Linked DNA regions of Mus musculus: region 1 is linked to region 2. Evidence: chromatin contacts called from ENCODE POLR2A ChIA-PET data. All regions are on one chromosome and are shown on one strand. The core of a region is the stretch at or near the end of the contact, and the rest is flanking DNA. Distances in the headings are between cores, read along the strand shown. Region 1 holds the start of Dcaf11 (DDB1 and CUL4 associated factor 11). Region 2 holds the start of Nedd8 (neural precursor cell expressed, developmentally down-regulated gene 8).

Region 1 (4,828 bases), core at 987-3,486, 110 kb after region 2:
GGCCAGGAACAGCTGGTAACACAGCACTCATAGTCAGGAAGAAGGCGGGATGAATGGTTGGGTTTAGCTAGCTTTCTCCTTTTTATACAGTCTAGGACCCACATGGGAATGGCACCACCCACGCTCAGAGTGGGTCTTCCTGCTCCAATGAACCCAATCGCCATAATCCCTTCCAGGCCTGCCCAGAGAGGCTAAATAATCCATCCCGCCCAGGTGTGCCGTGTCCCCCAGGTGATTTCAGACTCTGTCCAGCTGACAACAACAACAACCCTCACAGCCGTCGGTGTAGGAACGCAACACAGAACACAGGGTCTGCAGGGATACTAGGTTCATCTTTTCCCAAGGAACCGTAGGCAAGCAAACAAAACGTTCTTAGTTCCTGGTGGTCACCCCCTTGAGGGCATTCTTTTCTTAAGAGCAGGGCTAGTAAGGCCGATGTAAACTTGTTTTTCAAGTAAATCCACATGGCTTCATCTCACATGGCAAGTGACTTAGCACCCCCTTCCCAACTCTTTTCACATCTCTCCTTTCCTCCATAATCCCTCTCCCTTCTCTCGTTTTATTTTCTTGGAAAACTGATGACATTTGTGTTGTCACAGCTGAAAAGGCTTCCCTTAGGAGCTCCTCAACTATGAGAGTTGTAAGAACCATTTTGGGTAGGGAGCCACGCAGAGTGTATGGACATCCAGCAGGGAAAGGTCGTTCTGTTCAAACACAACCATTGTCCTGGGACAATGCCATTCCCTATCCTCTGCACTTTTCCTGCCTGAAGTTGAGGTCAAGACATTGTGACACTTAGTGTCACAGCAGAGGGTAAGTTACCTGCGGAGGAGATAGGCCAGTACCTGGGCCAGATCCACATCTTCATCCTCTTCTTCCTCTTCCTCACTACGACGCAGGCCAGTCCCTCTTCGGGACAAGCCCTCAGAGGGTTCTAAGGACCCGGATCCGGCGCTGCTGCTGTTCCGTGATCCCATCTTCTGGTTACAGCATCCTTATGTCTTGCGCAGGGGCTGCTCCTGTCTCCAACTTGGGTTTGGTGAAAGCAAAGCCTGCTGTAGAAATACCAGGGTTTCCAGAAACGGGGCAGAAGCTATCTTTAGAGGGGTGACCCCTCCAGGAGACTGAGATTTCCTTCTCTTTAGCTATGACAGCTCCCAGGGTATCGGGAACATAAACCTTTCTCAATCCTGTGAAGCAAAGAAAGCCATATGAAACCTAGGGTGCAACCCTACCGTACTAATCAGAGTCCACGAAGAGGAATTTCCCATTTTCCTAACCAAACTCACCTATCAAAGTCCCCGGCCCGGGATGGCTGAATCCCAGATAACCTCTCCGACTGACCAATCAAAACCCCTTGCGGAAGAACGCATTTCACTAGCTTATCTCACACAACCAACCAGAGGCGTTAGAACTCAGACCCCCCCCACGCCTCCCTCTACTGACCAATCAGAGCAATTTCTTGCACGGGCCGGCAGCATCAACAGCCAATGAGGTTAGAAGTCAGCCTAACACCCCCTCCAGTTTAGCTTCACGCCCACGTGGTGCGCCGGGGGTGTGTACAACAGGGGGAGGGAAAATGGAGAAGCACCTCCCCCCGGCGTCTGGCGGTTACCGCCCCACGCGAGACCACCCACCAGCCAGGAGCTGTCGCAGGACCCGCAGGGGCGAGGCCCTGTTTACAGCGACTATCGCTGCGGCGCCGGCTAACAGCTCCTCAGTCGCGAGCCTCGTCCGTCACGCTTCTGGCGGCCAGGCCTGCTGACGTCACTCGACGCTCCAAGCAGTCCCTCCCCCTCGGCCCTCTGATTGGATAGCTGAGACCTGTGATTGATAGGTGGGCTGGGGAACTTGCTCAACCCAAGAGGGGCGTTTAGTCGTAGCGGACTGGAATTGGCTGCGACCTGCATTAGACGTAGCGGAACTAGACATCAAGTCTGCGAGGTGGTCCCTTAAGGTCGCTTGGCCTCGAGTGGTTTGTTTGTTTGTTTGTTTTTTACTGCGTGCCCAATCGCTCCTATTCCCTCAGCTCCCAGCAACCCCAGTTCAACCGTTTTCCCCTGGCTGTAGCGCTAGCGGCCTGTCGAAAGCAGTCCTCACTGGTGGGACCTGGGCCTCTCCACCCTGCTGTGTACACGCTTACCAGCGGGGGTCTTGTCTGACGACCCCTGGCTTCCTTTCTTGGTCTTTGCATACGCTCCCTAAGTGCCGCGGCCGTCCCCGGAGCCTTTCCGGTTGCCTTAGTGCGCACGCGCCCCTTGGGTCTGGGCTTTGCCGACCGTCCCTAGGCTTCTGTCGCTCGCCACCTCCCGTTGGTTTATGAGTAACTAGGGTGAGTCCAAGGCCAACCCTACCTTGTCTGGGATGGTTTCCTAGGCCAGAGAGGCGGGCGATGTCGGCCTTGGCCCAGAGGTGGGCCATCGCGAGGACACCTCAGCTCCCGGGGCGAGCATGTGACAGGTTCTGTGTCAGGTTTCCTGGTCTCTAGGCCGGAGACCCCAACATTTTCTCCCGATCCACGCAGGTTGTCACTGCCTTAAAATTCTTAACTGTAAACAAGCGCCCAGCATTTTGTTCTTTGGCTGGTCTCCATTAATTATGTGGACAGGTATTTCAAACATACACGGAACTTTCAGGATTCCTAGGTATTTGGGTTATTTGGCCTGGAAAGTCTGTAATAATTTTAGTATTTTTCCTTCCTTATTACTCTTCTAGTTCTTACAAGTTCTGTAGATATTTTTTAACTGATTACTTGAGGTTATTTTCACAGTGGCTGTTTTTCCACATTTCAGACTTCTTCCACTCCTTGATCTGCTCAAGTCTACTCTTAAAAGTATTTCGTTCTTAAGAGCTGACTGTTTTTTCGTTTTTTTATTACTTCAAATACAGACTTCCCAACCTGATTGTCTTTTTACTTCATTCGAAAATTTTGTCTGCCAATCAAATGTGCCTAGAAGTGCCTTATTTCTACTGGTACACCCTTTCAGAATGTCTAATCTGAGAGATGCTTTATCTTTTTAACCAGTCCTAGCCAGCCCTCATAGCCCTAAACTGTGACCTAGTGATACTGCTATCTGTAATCAAACTTGGACCTACATAAAAATGTATGTTCTGCTTAACAATCACTGATAATAGTGGGATACTGGAAATAAAAGAAATCCAAATATACAATAAGAGGTTGGTTAAATAAATTATGGTCAGTTTTGTACAGTTATAAAAATACCTGGTAGCCACTGAAATGAATTTTTTAGTGGGTTAGGAATATGTCTCTATGGGAGAGTGCTTGCTTGGCATTCTGTATATACTGGGTTCAGTGTATACATTGAACACACACACACACACACACATACACACCAAACAACAACAAAAACCCAATGTTGCTGCAGTTCTTCATAAAATAAAAATAACCGAGGGCTGGAGAGATGGCTCAGTGGTTAAGAGCACCGACTGCTCTGCTGAAGGTCCTGAGTTCAAATCCCAGCAACCACATGGAGGCTCACAACCATCTGTAATGAGATCTGACGCCCTCTTCTGGTGCATCTGAAGACAGCTACAGTGTACTTAGATATAATAATAAATAAATCTTTTAAAAAAAATAACCAAGTTTGGGCCAGTGAGATAGTGAGATGCTTCAGCAGGTAAGGGTGTTTGCTAGGTAATGGTGCTTACTAGGAAGTCTGGGGTTTTTGTTTTTGTTTGTTTGTTTGTTTTTCGAGACTGGGTTTCTCTGTAAATCCCTGGCTGTCCTGGAACTCACTCTGTAGTCCAGGCTGGCCTCGACCTCAGAAATCCACCTGCCTCTGCCTCCCAAGTGCCGGCATTAAAGGCGTGTGCCACCATGCCCAGCTACTACTAAGTCTTATGACTTGAGAGAGAATGGACTCCTACAAATTGTTCTCAGAACTCCTCATGCATACCTCCCTACTCACCCACACCCACCCAAAGAAGTAAATACAAATTTGAAAAATCCAAGCTCATTATGTGATTAAATAACAAAATGGATGATAGCTAAGGTGGAACATGAACAAAACATTATGATTAGGTCCAGAAAAGAGGCCTGTAAAATTTTTTCCTTATTATCGTTATATATGTGTGGATGCATGTGTGTGTAGTGTGTTTGTGTGTTCAGGTGTGTTCTGGTGCATGTGAACATGTGTATCAGTTGATGTAGAGGCTTGAAATGGATGTCTGGTGTCTTCCTCAAAAATTTCCAAGTTATTTATTTGAGAATTCCATACATATATACAGTGCCTCTTGACCACAGCCACTCCAGCTGCCCCCCCATCCCCCCCTCCAAGCCTCCTCCTACTTTCATGTCTTTAAAAAACTTTTACCAACTTATTTTTTGAGACAGGGCTTCTCACTTAGTTTGGAGCTAGCTGATTGGCCCTACTGGCTAGCCAGCAAGGAATTCTTCGGCCTGCTTCTTAGCCCTGGCATTTCAGACATGTGACAAGGGCAGTGCTGGACTTTCCAGGCTGGTACTGGGGATGAGAATGCAGGTGCCCCTGCTTGTATTGACTGAGCCACCTTCCCAGCCTCTTTCACCTGTTTTGATGGCAGAGTTGCACTATGAGTAGGTTTCAGTAAGATCTGTAAGTGCTAAGAAGAGGAGAAGTATCAATAAATTAATAATATGTAGTTGGGCAGTGGTGGCGCACGCCTTTAGTCCCAGCACTTCGGAGGCAGAAGCAGGCAGATTTCTGAGTTTGAGGCCAGCCTGGTCTACAGAGTGAGTTCCAGGACAGCCAGAGCTACACAGAGAAACCCTATCTCGGAAAAAAAAAAACAAAAAATAAAAAAATAAAAAATAATATGTATATAAGAG
Region 2 (5,351 bases), core at 2,121-4,620:
GAAGAACAGTATAAGGAAGTTCATGGTTGAGCTGACTCCGACCACTGTTAGTCCTACAATCCCAGTACAGCCTTTACTCTCATTAGCACTTGTCTGGTATTCCTACCAAAGTACTGTGGCCCAGGTTGGATTTCACCTTCTAGCACATTTATTGTTCATGACCTTAAAAGTGGTAGGGACATGCTCTTGATACCGTAAAACAAGTAACAGGGCTGGAAGAACTAAGGAGGATAAATGGAGAGGGAACTAAAGAGGATAAATGGAGAGGGAGTTTGTCTTCACTCAGCTCCAAGAGGATCCAGTTCTCAATCTGTTTTTCTCTCTTTTGATTTCCTGGCTGGCAGTAATCCAACAAGTCACACACACAGTTAAAAGCTTAAGACTAAGGCTGGCGAGATGGCTCAGTGGTTAAGAGCGCTGACTGCTCTTCCGAAGGTCCGGAGTTCAGATCCCAGCAACCACATGGTGACTCACAACCATCCGTAACGAAATCTGATGCCCTCTTCTGGAGTGTCTGAAGACAGCTACAGTGTACTTACATATAATAAATAAATAAATCTTAAAAAAAAAAAAAAAAAAAAGCTTAAGACTAGCGGAGCAACAAAATACTATTGCAACCATTCTCTTTTTCTGCTGGAAAAGAACAGATTTTCCATGTTAGGGACATAAACATGCAAATATCAATGTTATCTCCTAGGCAAATTTAAAAAGACTGATTCTCTGGCAGTGGTGGCCCACACCTTTAGTCTCAGCACTTAGGAGGCAGAGGCAAAGAGAGCCTGATCTACAAAGCAAAGTTCCAGGACAGCCAAGGTTATACAGAGAAACTCCGTCTTAACTAAATAAATAAAACTTCTGACTCCTGAAATTGCAAATATCTCAATATTCTGAGGAAGGTACTGAGAATGCTGGCGTTTTTGCTTTCTATATGTGCAACCCCAAGAGTCAACAGGTGGTTGAAACAGCACAGATTTTACAAGTGAGAAGAAACACAAGGAAGTCATGTATCAGCCAGCCACAGGGAGTTCTATGCATAAAAGCTGGTATTCTGCTTTCTCTGTAAAAATCAACTGTCAACAAGTTCATAAAAGCTATGGTGGTCAGCAGGTCTTAGAGATATGTTGCTGTGCTAAGTTCACCTAATCCATACAAACCCCAAGAAACACTTTTTTTTTTTTTTTTGGTATCTAATTTATTTTTTTAATCATTATTGAGACTTGGCTATATTTCTAAAATTTGGTTTCTGTAGTACTTGTCCACAGTATTGAAATCCATTTCCCAGTAAGGTTCATGAATTATAGCATGCCTTTTTAACAGATTTGCCAATTCCCCAAATCCACCTGTCAGAGAAGACAGACAAGATAATAGCCAAAACCCTGAAGAATTAGTAAATGGTAACAGGAATAAAGTAATAAAACTCCATAATTATCAATCTCAGAGAAAGCACAACAAACATTCTACAAAAACAGAAAAACAAACAAACAAAAACCCAGGTCTTTAAGGCCAACAGCCACAAACAGAAACAGAACCCACCAACTAGGGATACTAGGATTAATCAGCAAAGCACATTATGTTCTCAAAAGTGCCCAGGCAACTATCTACCTTCTCAACTACATGCATAGAGGCAAGTGATATTACTGTCAGGAGCAGTGTCTTCCATTTTCAAAGGGAACAATCTGTATTTAAGAACAAAACTTCCATTTGGGATAGATCTCAGAAACTCCCAGGAACCTAAAAGAACCTTAAAGAAGTGAAAAATTAAAATAATAGTAGGCATACAAGAAAACTAATAAACTCCTTTTTTCTGTAATATCCCAGGTTGAAAATTTTTAAATACTCAAAACAGTATTTAATTTCTGGACTAAACAGTGACTGCTTAATGTTCAAACAATGACTGACTGAAGAAATGCATGTGCTTGGGTTGACCTGGGTGGGCACTGGAAGAATTTGGTAAAGTATATAATTTATGGGAGATTATAATAAAAAAGATGAAACAGATCTAAATTTGAATCTCACTAGTTCAGACAGATCTTTGAACTGATCAAATGGTTCTTAGTAATGGAAAAAAAAATAGTAAACACAACATTCTGTTAATTGCCAGAGACTGGGAATACAGATGCAATTCCTCTGTAGCCGCTAGCTGGGAGAAGATCTGGTAGGGGGCATAAGGTTAATCTCACCTTACAGAGAACCCTAGCCATTTCAAAAGTGCCCACGGTATCCATATTGGCAGCAATGACAGGGATGCCACTGTACATCTGCTTTGAGTTCCGGAACGAAAATGATCTTGTGAGCTCTACCTGCAGACATTAAGAGGACATTAAGATTTCATTCATTCAGAAAATATGTATCGTTCTCGAACCTGACAGCTTTCTTGGACCTGGTCCATTAGAAGCTTGAGGTAAAAATAAATAAATAAATAAAAACCAAGGAAGACAACTGGCTCACCTCACTTCGAGACTTAAGAGTGCTGCGTTTGGGCCTCAACAGGACATCCTTGAAGTCAAGTTTCACATCATTATCAATATGAGGCATGATGCAAAGCTGGAGTTAGATTTAAAAAAAAATGAGGCTGTAAGACTGGGAAGTAACAAAGTTCGCCTCTCACGCTTAAACTGTGTAAAGTCAGATCAGGGTGTGGTTCTTCAAGTCTCCCTGGGACCATCCAGTGTCTGGATTATCCTAATGCTTCAATCCCAGGTATGATTTTTAGGGAGAATTGGGAAGAGATTATGGTTCCTGAAGGTGCTTCCTTACCTAGTTACTCTCCCTTTTTTCGCCCCTGCAAAGGGCAACTTAGAGTAAGAAGCTAACTTAGGGATGAGAAAAGAGATTTTAACCAGCTTCCGGCATAGCGGTACTCACTTCCTGTTGCTTTGACTCAGGTGGCAGTTGACCAAAGATTCTTTTGCTTAGCAACTAGCCGCGTGCAGCCTCGATGAGCCTTCAGGGCCACTCGAACGAGTTCCGCTAATTGCAAACTCGACTACCCAAGGAATTCTAGCTTCGGGCGCTGTGCAAGGCCTTCTGGGTAACAGAGTCCACACACTCAAGCTGCCGTTGAGTGCGAGCGGCAGAAGAACTACAACTCCTAGGATGCAAAGGACAGAGCTGCCTCCAGGCATGATGGGACAAGTAGTTTGTTCCGTTCCAGCTCGCCGCTAACACCAGTTCGGTGGCCACGCGCGGGGTCTCAGGGCGCCGTCTGGCTGTTCCTAGCCGACTTGCCTTTCTCTTTACAACCCCACTGACACAGAACACGAGGGCACTCCTGAGCGTTTCGGGAACCCGGTGGAAAGAGGAGAGGGTGGGTCCAGAGAGTGACCCGGAAGCAGAAGTGTTCCTTGCCGTGGAGTGCTGGGAAGCGGCAGCGGCAGCAGCGACCACAGCGGGAGAAGCAGCACTCTAGCCGCCTGCAACCCCAACCTGGGAAGAAGATGCTAATTAAAGTGAAGGTGGGAGCGTTTCCAGACTTTCCAAGACTCGGTGCAGGGTTGGCCGCTGCGCCTTAAGGGAGAGGCGGGAAGGAAAACCATGCCTTTCCTGAACTTGGAGGGCTGACACCCTCGGGGCCCTGCGCGAGGCTTGATGGGAACTAGGGGGACCCCGGGAGGCTTTGAGCTCTGGAGGCCGATCCAGCCTGAAGACTTCGGGTCTTACAAGGAAGCCTGTCCTACTTTCTTGCCAGTCTGTATTCAGACCCAGAAGGAGGCAGCGTTTGTCCTGGTCTCACTGTATTCAAGCCCTTGCAGTCATAGAGAAGGCCTGGCAGCAGCTTGGCTCCTCACTCCAGAATTTTTTGGGAAAGCTTTGTCCCCTGTTCTTCATGCCTAGATTGTATACTTCTCTCAGGCCCTAACACAGGCTCCCTCCAGAGCACAGCACTGATTAGAGTCTGATGAAAGTGAGGGCCTTTCAGTAGCTAGACTACGAGCCAAGGTTAGTGTCTCACCCGTCTTACAGTAGCTAAGCTCGGAGTGGTACTAGGCACCTTCTGTCGGAACTGGACATTAAGAACTAGCCTCATTTCTTTGGCTAATTTAGGCTACTTATCGATGCGTTGGTTCTTGGTACTCTGTCTTCAACTCCCGTAGATGTTCAGTTTTAAACCCATCAGGCCATTCTGCTGTACATTTAGACAGAGACACAAAAATGATAATAATGAGGAGGCCTGGCATTAATCTGACCTTTTCATTGCTGTGTTCAGTCTATCTTCAGTTACTGGACACGTCAACTATTAGCCTTTTTTTCTACATTCCTTCCAAAAAAAACTTTAATTAAAGATTGAAGTCAGAGGGCAAGTTGATGATTACTGTTTTTCAGACATGGGTAATCTATGAATTAGCAATAGGTCTTTGACTCTTTTTGTTTGTTTTGTTTTGTTTTTGGAGACAGGGTTTTTCAGTGCAGCCCTGGATGTCCAGAAACTCACTCTGTAGACCAGGCTGGCCTCGGACTCAGAAATCCGCCTGCCTCTGCATCCCAAGTGCTGGGATTAAAGGCGTGCGCCACCACTGCCCAGCAGGTCTTTGAGTTTTAAACACCATTTTATTCTTTGTTTTTAATATATACAACACTGTGTTTTGGGTAGGCTCAGACTTAATGGATCATAAGAATGATAGTCCCTCCCTGTTCAGTGGATCTATGATGGCGGTGGTGGTGGAGGTGGAGGATTACTTGGGATTTTGAACCAGCCTCTGTAGCCTAGGCTGCTCTCAAGCTTGTGGAGATCCACCTGTGTTAGCCCTCTAATTGCTAAGACAAGCAGCCCACCCCCAGCCCCCCATCCACAGTCTCACAGCCTGCTGCATGTGAACCGCCAGAGGCTAGGATTACAGGCAGACATCGTCTTAATATTGTCTAACTTCTGTTCTGCAGCACCTGCCTATTCTTTTTTTTTAAATCGCATCTTTAGTATATGTGTGTGTATGGGTGCTGTCCGTGCTTATATGTCTTGGCACCTGTGTGCCTGGTGGTGCCCAAGGAGGCCACTAGATTCCCTGGAACTGGAATTACAGGTAGTTGTGAGCCACCATGTGAGTTCTGGGATCCAAATCCAGCTCCTTGGAAAGAGTGCTCTTAACCACTGAGGCATCTCTTTAGCCCCACTTCTATCTAATATTAATCCCTTTGTCCATCTCTTTCTTGCACACACACATACACACACACACACACACACACACTGTGAATGTTCTTTGGACATTATTCATTTTTCAGCTGTTTCTCTGTATTGCTGATTTCTTGCCTATCTATACCACTTTCTTCTTCACAATTAAGTCCTTCCTGGTTTTGTTTTGTTTGGAATGGCGTAGGACATTATGTATGGTAGCTACCAGCCTAAACCATTTCTG

Evidence for each region. ChIA-PET counts read pairs that join two places held with the same protein, here RNA polymerase II (POLR2A).
Region 1: POLR2A ChIA-PET joins it to region 2 with 30 read pairs in embryonic stem cell. The contact joins the promoter of Dcaf11 here to the promoter of Nedd8 in region 2. POLR2A ChIA-PET finds 5 or more read pairs at or near these places in 3 of 5 experiments (Patski and embryonic stem cell).

Annotation. Positions count from the first base shown.
Region 1 is chr14:55,557,437-55,562,264 of GRCm38, reverse strand. Dcaf11 (DDB1 and CUL4 associated factor 11) reads right to left here and starts at 2,236. Exons shown (of 15, transcript NM_133734.3): 1 at 2,144-2,236; 2 at 823-1,055. The coding sequence starts at 977.
Region 2 is chr14:55,669,899-55,675,249 of GRCm38, reverse strand. Nedd8 (neural precursor cell expressed, developmentally down-regulated gene 8) reads left to right here and starts at 3,370. Exons shown (of 4, transcript NM_008683.4): 1 at 3,370-3,455. The coding sequence starts at 3,438. It overlaps Gmpr2 (guanosine monophosphate reductase 2), which reads right to left and starts at 3,015. Exons shown (of 10, transcript NM_177992.2): 1 at 2,866-3,015; 2 at 2,449-2,544; 3 at 2,181-2,300. The coding sequence starts at 2,535.